3 separate regions of the Homo sapiens genome follow, and regions 2 and 3 are each linked to region 1. A link is a contact called in ENCODE Hi-C data. All regions are on one chromosome and are shown on one strand. The core of a region is the stretch at or near the end of the contact, and the rest is flanking DNA. Distances in the headings are between cores, read along the strand shown. Region 1 holds the start of TMEM106B (transmembrane protein 106B). Region 2 overlaps SCIN (scinderin). Region 3 overlaps SCIN (scinderin).

What was found. A loop is a pair of places that touch in the nucleus more often than their neighbours do. Pooled maps may share reads with other maps.
Region 2: a loop to region 1 is called in a pooled map, with 3 times the contacts of the local background. The contact joins the enhancer-like site here to the promoter of TMEM106B in region 1. A Hi-C loop is called at or near these places in 3 of 37 single-sample maps with no recorded cell type and 2 of 50 pooled maps.
Region 3: a map of naive thymus-derived CD4-positive, alpha-beta T cell shows a loop between it and region 1 (5-fold over the local background). The contact joins the enhancer-like site here to the promoter of TMEM106B in region 1. A Hi-C loop is called at or near these places in 1 of 168 maps with a recorded cell type or tissue (naive thymus-derived CD4-positive, alpha-beta T cell), 1 of 37 single-sample maps with no recorded cell type and 8 of 50 pooled maps.

The regions. Positions count from the first base shown.
Region 1 is chr7:12,209,694-12,213,498 of GRCh38, reverse strand. TMEM106B (transmembrane protein 106B) reads right to left here and starts at 2,205. Exons shown (of 8, transcript NM_001134232.2): 1 at 2,074-2,205. RefSeq lists enhancers at 1,488-2,004, 2,397-2,446, 2,005-2,523, 2,657-2,806 and a silencer at 1,907-2,216.
Region 2 is chr7:12,583,313-12,587,112 of GRCh38, reverse strand. The region is part of intron 3 of SCIN (scinderin); the gene reads right to left. All of the region lies in intron 2 of LOC107986768, which reads left to right. Among named protein-coding and RNA genes, the nearest start is that of SCIN, 14 kb to the right of the region's middle. Within about 2 kb of position 1,977, at least 2 of the 41 ENCODE cell types and tissues checked have a DNase peak (open chromatin) inside an H3K27ac peak, as active enhancers do.
Region 3 is chr7:12,636,510-12,640,698 of GRCh38, reverse strand. It overlaps SCIN (scinderin), which reads right to left. Exons shown (of 16, transcript NM_001112706.3): 11 at 182-352. Among named protein-coding and RNA genes, the nearest start is that of ARL4A, 49 kb to the left of the region's middle. RefSeq lists a silencer at 41-335. Within about 2 kb of position 2,303, at least 5 of the 41 ENCODE cell types and tissues checked have a DNase peak (open chromatin) inside an H3K27ac peak, as active enhancers do.

The DNA of each region.
Region 1 (3,805 bases), core at 956-3,455:
TTGCTTTGGGTAGACGATAACTAGGTATTTGATGTATATCACCAAGTAACTTCAAAGTAGTACGTTTCAGCCTCTGAAAATTCACGCACCTTTGTGATAAATACAATCACCACTCTTTTCCATCCTTAAATTTCTTGCTTTAAACATTTAAACACTCGCAACAACAATAAAAAGCCCCAAAATTCCAAAATCACAGTTTTTTTTTCATTCAACAGTTGACAGTTAAAATTATGAAGCCAATGTTCCAAAATATTAAATATAAGTTACCAATACAAAGCAGCAAAATTTAGAACACTAACTTCAAAAATTTTAGGATAAGAGTATCAAAATAACAATACAAATGTAAAAATCTAAGTAGAAATAAATAATTAGTACTAGTGCCTACACAAAAATAACTTCTGCAGGTAGATAATGAAGTAACTTTATACTTAAGGTCATACCCTTTTAAAGCTGAAAAGAACTTAACAGTCATATAATACACCCTGCTGGTATTTTCCTGCTTATATCCTGAGAAAAAATAAAGTGAAAAAGTAAAACTGAAAAATAACATAATTATACTCCTTCTAAATTTGATATGTCTTTTAGCGGTTCCTAAAAATAGATTACATACATTCAGACAGATAGTATTTCTTTCAAAAATTCTCACTTATTTGATTAAACAAAACAGACATTCCAAGTAAGTCAGTTCATCCTAGAGTATGAAGAAAATTTTACTTTCTAGAACTGGCATGCCTGATAGGAGCCTGCTTGGTGGGTACAATGTGTGTTGCTCCAGTGCTGGATGCACTAAGGGCTCTGACTTCACCAGGATGTTGTGTATCAATGTAGCAAATGGCACTTGTACTCCATGAATATACACAAAATAAATACAAAGATAAAAAAATAAATAAAATTCGCATGCCATCCACTTGTTGCTGTCACTCAAATAAACAGAATTTAAAAAACTATACAAATGGTATGCAAACAAATGTAAAATGAGATTTTCACTCTTTCAAAAAAAAAAAACTATGTATTTATAAAAATCACTGCCCACATCAAAAATACAAATGATTTATGACTTCTAAAAAATCATTGTCTTAATCAACACCTGTCAGCCACAGGTAGGATAGGGAAGACTTAACATCACTGTCCCCACACACTGTAACCTTGGGGTCTATGCGGAACACTAGATGAATTGGGATCATTGGGCCTTATCAGCAAGGCCTTAAGGGCACTCTTTCTGGGATCTCAGTCAACACAGCCAGGCTGTAAGCTGCATCTTAACTGGAGCGCGTTGAGAAAAAAGACACAGAAAGGCAGACTCAAGTGGCTCTCCGTTTGAGCCTGTTTTCTGTCCTAATCTAATAGCTGCCATGATCGATTCTGCTTTAGGGTAGGTGTTTGGACAAGTGCCAGACTCTGTGAGAAACTGGGAATCCCTTGCCTTCTCTACTAGATTTTCCTTAGAGAACTGACAAGTGTAACCACTTTTATTCTTGGGAGACTCAATGGTTTAAAAAAGGGGTGCTAGACCCTCTTCTGCAACCTCTGTGGGCTCAGTGTTATTTATTATAGCGGTTCCTTAGTTTACTGAAAGTCAACATGGATATCAGACTCAGTTTGGAGAGAAAAAATATATCACAGCACTCCAATTTAAATGGCTCCTGATCTTCTGTGTAGACACTGGTTTTAGTTCTAAAAGGGCTTGAGAACTAAGGAAACAAGCGCCTTTGAAAAGCTCCATAAACAACACCTAGCACAAAGCCTACTCTGTAAAGCTGCAAAATAAGATCCCGGCACCACGGCAAGAACATTCATCAACAGCAAAAGGAAGAGGGCCACCTGGCGCTCAAGGTGTGAGGGCCTAGAGGCAACCCAGAGGTAGGGCTTGGGCCGAAGCCGAGTGTTCCCTGGCTGGGCCTCATTAGAGGCGACACAGCAACTCGATCACCAGCCCTGACCGCCGCCGTACCTGCGGCTGGCCCAGCACCCCAGCGGCCTCCCCTCCTTGTCAGGCCCGGCTCAAGCCGCGGCGCAGCCGCTCAGCCTCGCTCCGGAAGGGGACCTGGGGACTGCACGTCCGGGGTCGCTCACCGGCACGCGGGGCGCTGCGCAGTCCCGGGCTGCTTCGGCGCGGACAGGGCCGAGGACAGGGTCGTGGAGTCCACAGTCCCGGGAGCCGGGGGGTGGAGCGACCGGCCTGGAGCGCGCGGCCGCCGTAGAGCTGGGACGGGGGAGGGGTAGGATAACGACGGCATCAGCAGAGGCCAAGCGCTGCTGTAACCTGCGTCCGCGCCTGCGCAGAGCGCTCCCGGAGGGACACCCCTGGCGTGCGCGTGACGCATGCGTCCTTCTTCCTCCTGTTTGAGCCCAGAGGCGTCGATCGTGTGAGATTGTGCGCTCTTCAGGTTTCATTACCTTCGCGTCCCCCAGACTTCAAAGTGTCCACTGTAGCCACGAATTACCTAGGAACAGTCGCTCCTCCTATTTCCCATATCAGACCATTTCCTTTTGCAAAGGGTATAAATGTGCACCATCTGCCTCAGCTTTCAGCTGAGCAGCCTCCTCGCTCACGCAATGCGAGTTGTCGCTGACAGTCTGGTCCTTAGGAATGGAATAAACTGGTCCGTACACACGCCGCTGACAGCAGCAAAGCTACCTCTATTTTAATTTAGAAACTGGCCAACTAGAAGGAGACAGCAAGCGGCAAGGCCGTAGTTTTTGTTTTTGCTCGGTTTCGTTTCGCTTTGCCCACGCTGCCCCTCCCCACCCCTTAACTCTGGTGCTAGTTACAGGTGTGTGAAATCCCGTCTCGGATCCCAGTACTTAAGCTCTTCGCTGTGGGTTGGGGCTGCCCTCCCCCAACGTCTAGGTCATTTCACTTAGAAGATAAGAACAACGACAAGGAGTCGTTTTGAGGGATCAATGAGATGCCGGTAATAATATTAAGGGCACTCTAGTCTCATTCCTGCGGAGAGTTTAACGTTTAATGAATGGTAGGCATTCTTACAGTCACAGGAGCAAGGAAGTGAGAGTCATATATTTCTCTCTTCTAACAGGATCAGTGTGATCCTGTTAGAATCAGGGAATTCTAACAGGAATTGGGAAATGAAGCTATGTAAAAGTAGGAAATACAAGTCAGAACGATATACAATTTAAGAGGATTACTGTAGATCCATATGTGAGATAATGAGCTTTCTCATACAATGTTGTCGGAGATTTAAAACTCCTAAGTTTTCTGGCAGACAGTCAGTATGTATCAAGACTATTAAAATGTTCACATCGTTTGGTCCAGCAATTCCACCCTTTCAGAAGTATCCTAAACCTAATGAGAACTCTAAAAAGATTTGGGTATGAGGTGTATCCATTTAAATAAACTGAATGTCCAACAAGGGACATTGATAAAATCATTATTTTTCAACCGCTTTTATTTAGCCCATATTTTCCAAAGGGAAGGGTCAGGGTGTCTTCCATTAACACTGTTTGAAATTTCAAAATTAATAGGTTGGTTAAAACAAATCAGAATCATGGGGGAAAATTTTTCTCAAAATTATTGACAGTCCACCTGTGGAGATATGATGTTCCCCTTGGAATTACTGAGTTTTTAAAATTATGGAATAGCCATCTATTGAGTTTTTATAAAGCCAGTAAAAACCATCTTATAAGGCTGTTATACGCGGAGTGATATAAAATTAAAATCAGGATGCAAAGTATAGGATATGAGGTATTGTAATAGGATGTAAACTATATTCACATATAGATAACATATAGATATAAATATATTACATATCTGCCTTGAAATGGAAAGAAATATACAAAATATAAA
Region 2 (3,800 bases), core at 728-3,227, 370 kb before region 1:
TTATCACTTATTTGTACTGGGAACACTCGAAATCCTTTTCTAGCTTTGAAAAAATATACAATAAATTATTGTTAACTGTATTCACCACATAGCACTATACAACAGTAGAACAGAATTTATTCCTCCTATATTGCTGTAATTTTGTATCTGTTAATTAACCTCTCCCTAGCCTCCCCTCCCCCTACCCTTCCCAATCTCTCATAACCACAATTCTACTCTCTAGATCTATGAGCTCATTTTTTAAGTCCCTGCATTTGAGTGAGAAGATGAAGTATTTATCTTTCTGCGCATGACTTGCTTTGCTTAACATAATATCCTCCAGATTCATCCACGTTGGTGCAAATGGAAGGATTCCATACTTTATTTTATGGCTGATTATTGTTCCATTGTGTGTATACCATATTTTCTTTATTCACCTGTTTATGGATATTTATGTTGATTCCATACGTTTGCTATTGTGAATAGTGATGCAATAAACATAGGGGCATGCGTATCCCTTTGATATACTAATGTCCCTTCCTTTAGATAAATACCCAGTAGTGGGACTGCTGGATCATATGGTAGTTCTATTTTTATTTTTTTTGAGAAACTTCCATAATGTTTTTCATAATGGCTGTAGTAATTTACATTACCACAGCGTATAAGAGTTCCCTTTTCTCGGCATCCTCATGAGCATTTGTCTTTTCTGTGTGTGTTTTTGATGACAGTCATTCTAACTGGGATAAGATGATATCTCATAGTGGTTTTGCTTTCCATTTTCCTGATAATTAGTGATGTTCAGCATTTTTTCATTTACTTATTGGCCATTCAAAATTCATTTCAATAAATCAAAATTATTTTTAAACCTTCTGGGGAAATAGGAGCTTGAGAATAGGGTCCAGTTGAGTTATAAATGAATTAAAAAACACTGTAGACATGTGGCTGCATGAGCCATATACTTTATGCTGGATAGATATACATTTGTTGAAACATCTGTTGAGTGACTGTAAGTTGTAGGCTTTATATTTTAGAAACACAGTGAGTGAGGAAGGCTGATAAGTAAATGGACAAGCAATATAAAAAAGGCTGAGAAGCAAGTCTCTGCATAATGACAGGGAAGTTAAGTCTAAATCTGACCCTAAAGGGCTGGGACACTGGACAGTGGAAGCAGAAGAAAAGGTCAGGAAACAAACTATGAAGAAGACAATATCTGACGTGGATATCAAAGGATGAGAAAATATTGGATGCCTGCTGGAGAAAGTTGCCAAATAAGAGGCGAGTATTCTAGCAAAGGAATCCATCTGCAACAGCAAAAGTCTGGTGACTTGAAGGAATGTGTCAGGCACTGGGTACTAAGACAGTATCAACAGCAATGAAGAGAACAGGAAAGATTCAAGAGATAATTAGAAGGTGGAACAGGCTAGGATAGCAATTAAATGAATGTAGAGCACTTGGGAGAAGTCAGGATGACTCCTGGATTTTGGCTTTGAAATCCTGAGTGAGTGGTGGCTCCATTAATAAGATAAAGACAATTAGAGAAGAAATCATTTTCTAGATGTGTTGAGTTTGAGGTTCTTATGACACACATAACATGAAATATCTGAAATACTGACTTGGAGCTCAGGCAAGAGGTCTGAGTTAGATTTAAAGTTTAGATTGACTCATGGGTAGTAGTTGAAGCTCTGGGTGGGGATGAGTTTGCTTAGGAAGAATGTATAAAAGAAGAGACAATAATTAAAATCCTTTAAAAAAGCACTTGAAGGGCAGGCCATGCAAAGAAGAATAACAGTGGCCTGAGAGGGAGAAAAACAAGGAAGCCAGGGGAGGAGTGAGGCTGGATAAGCTGGGAAAAGTCAAAAGTGTGGGTTGCAACACAAGAATCACGTGCATAATGTCACGGTGTCCACCGGATTTACCAGGGGTCATCGATGCCCATAACAAGAACATTTTCCGAGGAACTGTGAGAGTGAAAGTCTGACTGTGGGTTAAAGACTGACTGGTAAATGAGGAAGTGGAGACTGTTTTTTCAAAGCAGCATGACTGGACAATGGGAGAGGGCGTGATCATTTATAAATAGTGAGGAGAACAGGGTAAAGCTGCATCACGGACCAAACAGCAAGGAAACAGAACATGGGGAACATCAGGATCAGTAACTCACCACAGGAATTCCTACTCCTGGGAAATAGAATTCTTCACTAGTGGCTGACTGTGACATATCTTTCCAAGAGTTAACCCCAGACTCCAAATCTTAAGAATATGGGCTTTTCTTCCACTATCATTCACATTCTGCAGTTACTGGTAGTATTTTACAGTATTTTCAGATGTAATTTTACTAATTTCTAAAAATAGTTCATATCTTTAAAAATCATGGGAAAATCATGACTAATAAATTCACCAACTTTAAAATATATTGTTCAAAAGTGTTTTTCCAATGACTCTGTAAATTGGTAAGATCTGGCCACATTTCATGTTATTGTCTAAAAATAAGCTAACTATGAGACAATGGGTCTAAATCATTCTCCAAAATATTGATGATGTTCTTCACTTTCAAACTGGCTAAACTGATAATTTTACTATCTTATGCCTCAGGCTGAGGAGGTTATATTGTAATGTCCGGGAATATTTACTATAATTTAAAATTCAATAAAAGGACAATATGGAATAACATATTAATAATAGTGACTGTTGATCAAAAAAGCTGATTTCTCTGATATATGATCAAGGTATGGGATTTAGGTTATATCCATAACCTTAGTTTTGGCCAGGTGGCCTTAGCTGGGTGATAACTGGATGTTTAACCTAAGTTTTTCATACCTGGGTCATAATACAAACTTGAAGAAACTGCACTGGCATCCTTTTAGGCTCTCTGATGCAGAAGGTTGTCTTTGGATAACTAGCGCAATTACTACTATTAAAATATTATGGTACAGAAAAGTTTAGTTACGTGTATTTCTTTGTTTACTGACACACCCCAAAATAAAGTTGCCAAGGTAGTTCAAGATCTTATCACCATTCAGAAACTTTTGGCAACATACCAACTGGTTAAAGGTTAATAACACAAACACAGATCCTGGAGGTATTTGCCATAGATTATGTAGGAATCTGGTGCTTGATTCTCACCAGGGTATCCCTTTTGAGTATAGGAAAATTCCAGAATATAATTGATAACCAAGCACCAGTACCTCTGCAACAAATATCTCTCATTCCAAATATCTCTTTTACAAGGCATGGGAAAAGAGAACTTGAAAGTTATTAAAGATAATTAACTATATAAAATAAAAATAATTTACTATTAAATAGATGAATGCCCTGGAACCTTATAATAGAGACTCTGTCCCTATTACGTGAACCTGGATTTGTGGCCCATACTCCCACAGGTTGACTATGGGAAGAGAGTATACGGCACAAGAACTACAACCTGTCTACCACCACACCCAACTACCTGGCCCATAGTGGAAACTCTGTATTTGTTCTGCAAAATAATAAATGATTTAGTGAATACTACTGCTTTCAGTGGAATCTCAGCAGATTAAGCATCATCAGTTCTGAATTCAGCAGATTCTGAAACTGTCACAAGGCATTCTATTACCAGGCCATACTATCTAATATACTACCAAGTTAGCTTAGTGTGGTGAAAAAAATGTAAAGTAGGAATAGAAAAACCCAGGACCCATCCTGGGTCATCACGCAACTGGCATGAATGTGGAGTGACTTGCACATACCTTCTAAAGCCTAAGGCTTTTGTTTCCCCTTTTGAAACTGGGATGATAACTGCCATTTCCCAGATGTGACTGTGTGTCAGATGAGACTGAATCATAGTC
Region 3 (4,189 bases), core at 1,054-3,553, 430 kb before region 1:
GGAGTTTTACTTTTTACTCAACTCTCCTGCTTTAAATGTTTTTAAAATTTTGAACAGTGGATTAATTATAGGAATGAAGGGAGTTTATTTGCCAAGTTTTTAAAGTCTAATATTTGCTGATGGCTCAGGTCCATTGGGAAGTCCATAACTAGGGCATGTTTTATGGAATGCATGACATTACCTCCACAATTCTGGTGATAGATGCCAGGTTTCTCCGGACTTGAAAGAGGCGTGTAGGGGGAGCAGGTGCCTGACCTCCTTTCTTTGATGTTCCATTCTTGTAAATAATGAGCGGTTTGTCTTTGAACAAACTCAGTAGGTGAACAGGCTCTTTGCCTTGGGAGACTCGGATCTGATGGGGGAGAGGGGGAATAAAAGAAATATAATTAAGAGTGCTGTGAAAGAAGGTTTTAGTTCCAAATGTGTTCTTATGTTGTCTTTTTGAAAATAAAACAAAAAATAAAAAGTCAAGAGCAGGAGGAATGATGATTAACAGAACATATAGGTTAATGATAATTAATTTTCCCTGTTGACTTGAGAATCTTTTGTTATCGCAGGCACGGTGTCCATGAGTAGTTTCTTGTCAGGGGAAACATCACCATGCTCCAATACTTTCTGTTTTTGAAAAGTATGAAGATGTAAGTCTGTTCATCTACATCTCCGAAAGAGAAAAGGTGCTGGTGTCTGCGACCTTATGTGAAAATCACTCTTCTTTCAAGGGCACCAGTAACACTTACAGATATTTACAGAGGTACTAGAATCTCACGTGTTTTGGATCTGGTTCAGAAGGTTAAGAGATGTGCATTCAAATGCTTCACAACATAAGATGACCCCAAATCATACCCATTATTTCTATATCTCTGTATTTGTAAAATAAAAAAATTACACACACACACAAAGATTGCTATGCAAGCACTAAAAATGGGCAAAAATAAACAGAATATGTTTTCTACTTTTTAACTTACCTATAGAAATGTAATAGTAGATATGCTCAATATAAGAAACTTTAAAAAATACAATATAAAGACTTTTCAGGATGAGGAAATTGAAAAAAAAAGGGAAATTATTTTCTTGATTTTATTTATTAGCCCCAAATATTGGATTAGAATTTCCTATTTCTCACACAAACTATTGATGCATTTACATAAAGAGTTCAAATTTCATGTCAGTCTCCCATTGTTTTCATTTGTTCTGCCCTGTGCTAAAATTGAACTGTCTCACTTCCCCTGGTTTGTCTTTTTCTAGAAGCCAGGTGAATGGGAATGCTGATGCATGTACTCATTACATGCATATACATACCTGCATATAGGGAGGCCGAAAGGCATTGAAAATAATTGACTTCATAAATATATTTCAATTAGTAGGCATTCAAATAAGTGAGCAGCAAATTATGGAAACGTTTTGTCAGTTATAGTCTCACAAATACCTAAAACTGTTAGCTTAGCATTTCATATAACATGGAGAAAACTTTAATTGCCAACATGAGAGAAAGAGAAACACTGATTAAGGCCCATCCCTTACTGTCAAAGGAGAATAAGAAAGAAAAAAGGCTGATTAAAATATGTTCAATATGGTTAATATATTCTACAAAGGAGCGTTGAAAACCGCAATACTTTAGTTTTTTCATGCATTATTGTAAGCTACTGCCATCTAGTGATTAAACTAAAAATTACCATTTTGTTGTCAATTTAGGATTCAACCGGCTAACAATTCATGGTAACTCATTAATCGAGTGCATCAAATATAGTACTATGAAATATGAAATATGTAAGACAATGCATGTCTTCATAGTTTTTTAATAGTTTGGTAAGTAATACCTTAAAGATCAACTAAATTCCATAGAATTGAGTGCATTTAAAGAATTCAGTCATTTCATTAATTTATTGATTAAAAGTAGCAAGTTAACTTATTTTTAAAAAGTTAACATGCGCCTTTAAATTTAGATTTAACTTGATTTTTGTATCTACTAACTTGTATCAAGATGGAAAGGAGACCAGCTGGAAGACCAACTTCAGCCTTCACATCTTATACTTTATGTTCTGAAGTGTCTAACTTGCCTCTCTCTATTTAATTATTACATTAAAATAAGCAATTACACACTTACAAAGATTTGAAAACAAGACAGAAAAACCCTTTTGTACCATATAGAGTCTTAGCTCCCTTGACATCAGGAATGAGGAAGTTAAACAGGCACAACCATGTAAAGGGAGTGTTTAATGCTGCTGTATCAGAAACATCACTGCATTGGCCAAGTAAGCACCTGCTTTCAGTTTGAACTCTAATCTGTAAGATGCTTTTCCCACCAGATGGGAGCAGATGGCTTCTCAGAAACTGGCCAAAGACAACAGGCAGGCAGAAAACAGGCAGCAGTGTGTGCAGCTCCAGCTAGGAAGACACAGGGAATGAGAGAGAGGGAGAGAGATAGTTCCAGCTAGCTGTAGGAAAAAGGAACAAGAAAGTACTCTCTCACAGAATGAACGAGAAAGCAGACGGACACATTGGGGCACACTAGAGGAAAATAGGGTCTTCTTGAAGTCTGTATGTCAGTTATACAGTAAGGGAATCTAAAAAACAAAGACCCAAAAACTTTTTCATGGTAACTAATAAGCGTCCTGAAACAAGTAGCAGATACTCCACCATAAATATAAAAGGAGGAGCAGTTGAACTTAGGAGAGTACAGAAGATTGAACCAGGCTAGAAACAGCAGTCTCTTAGACACAGTGAGGAGATCTAGAACTAGACATTGATATCGTCTGATATTGTATAACATTTAAAGTTTTATAATAAATAAAACAGCATATTATCTCTTCCTGTCCCTTTTTCTCTATCTTAATCTGTCTCTAGATAGAGATAGCTAAGATAGATAAGTTAGATAGATAGATATACTAAAAAGTTGACTCATTTATAATTACATGAAATTTTCATTTTGAATTTGGATTCAGTCATTCTCGACAAGTAATTTTTTATTTCAGAAATACCCAAGTAAAAAAATACATCTCTCCTCCCTCTCAATCTCTCCTCCCTCTCACACTATCCTCTCCCTTGCCCTTCCTCTTCTCTCCTCCTTCTTACTTGTCTCATTTCTTCCTCCATGATTTCCCTCTCTTCTCTTCCCCCTCCTCTCCTCCTTACTTGTCTCATTTCTTCCTCCATGATTTCCCTCTCTTCTCTTCCCTCTCCTCTCCTCCTATCCCTTTTCTTTCCCCTTTCTCCCTGTCTTTTCTCTTTGTCCCTCCCATTTCTGTTCATCCTTTCTCCCTCTCCACCACTTCCTCCCTCACTTTTGGGTGTTGGACTTTGTTTCAGTAAAGATTCTGGTACCTAAAAGGGAAATATAAGGACCCATGCTATTTTATCAAGATTTATTTCTGTTTACTTGTGCAAAACATAACTTACGCATGTTTACGATTTGAGAGTGTAAGAAAATGCATCTTTTTTTAACCTATTAATTCGAATTGTTAATCTGTGCTTGTTCTGCACTGTTGTATTTATTTCTCATTGTTGCTGTAACAAATTACTATGATTTAGTGGCTTAAAACAACACAAATTTATCATCTTACAGTTTTGGAGGTCATAAGTCTGAAATGAGTTATGGGGCTAATTTAGTAACTGGGCTAAAATCTGGAATAACAATTTAGTCACAGGGCTAAAATCAAGCTATTGCAGGGCTATAGTCCTTTCCAGAGGCTCTAGGAATCAATCTATTCCTTGCTTTTTCTGGCTTCTAGAGGTTGCCCATATTCCTTTGCTGGGGACTCTCTTCCACCTTCTTTTTTTTTAATTTTATTTTTTAATTGATTAATAATAATTGTAGATATTCATGGGGTACATACAATGTATAGTGATCAAATTAGGGTAACTAGCATAACATCATCTCAAATATTTATCATTTCTTTGTGTTGGGAATGTTCGATATCCTCGTTCTAGCAATTTGCAACTACATAATATGTAATTGTTCCTTCTATCCTCAAAGCTAGCAATCGCTGGTTGAGTCTTTCCCATGCTGCATCCCTCTGACTCTGTCTGGCTTCTGTTTTACTTACAAGGACCCTGGTGATTACGCTAGGCCCACCCAGTAATCCCAGATAATCTCCCTAGTTTAAGATCTGCTGATGAACAACCATAACTCCATCTCCGACCTTAATTCTCCTTTGCTTTGTAACATATCACACTCACAGGTCCTGAGGAT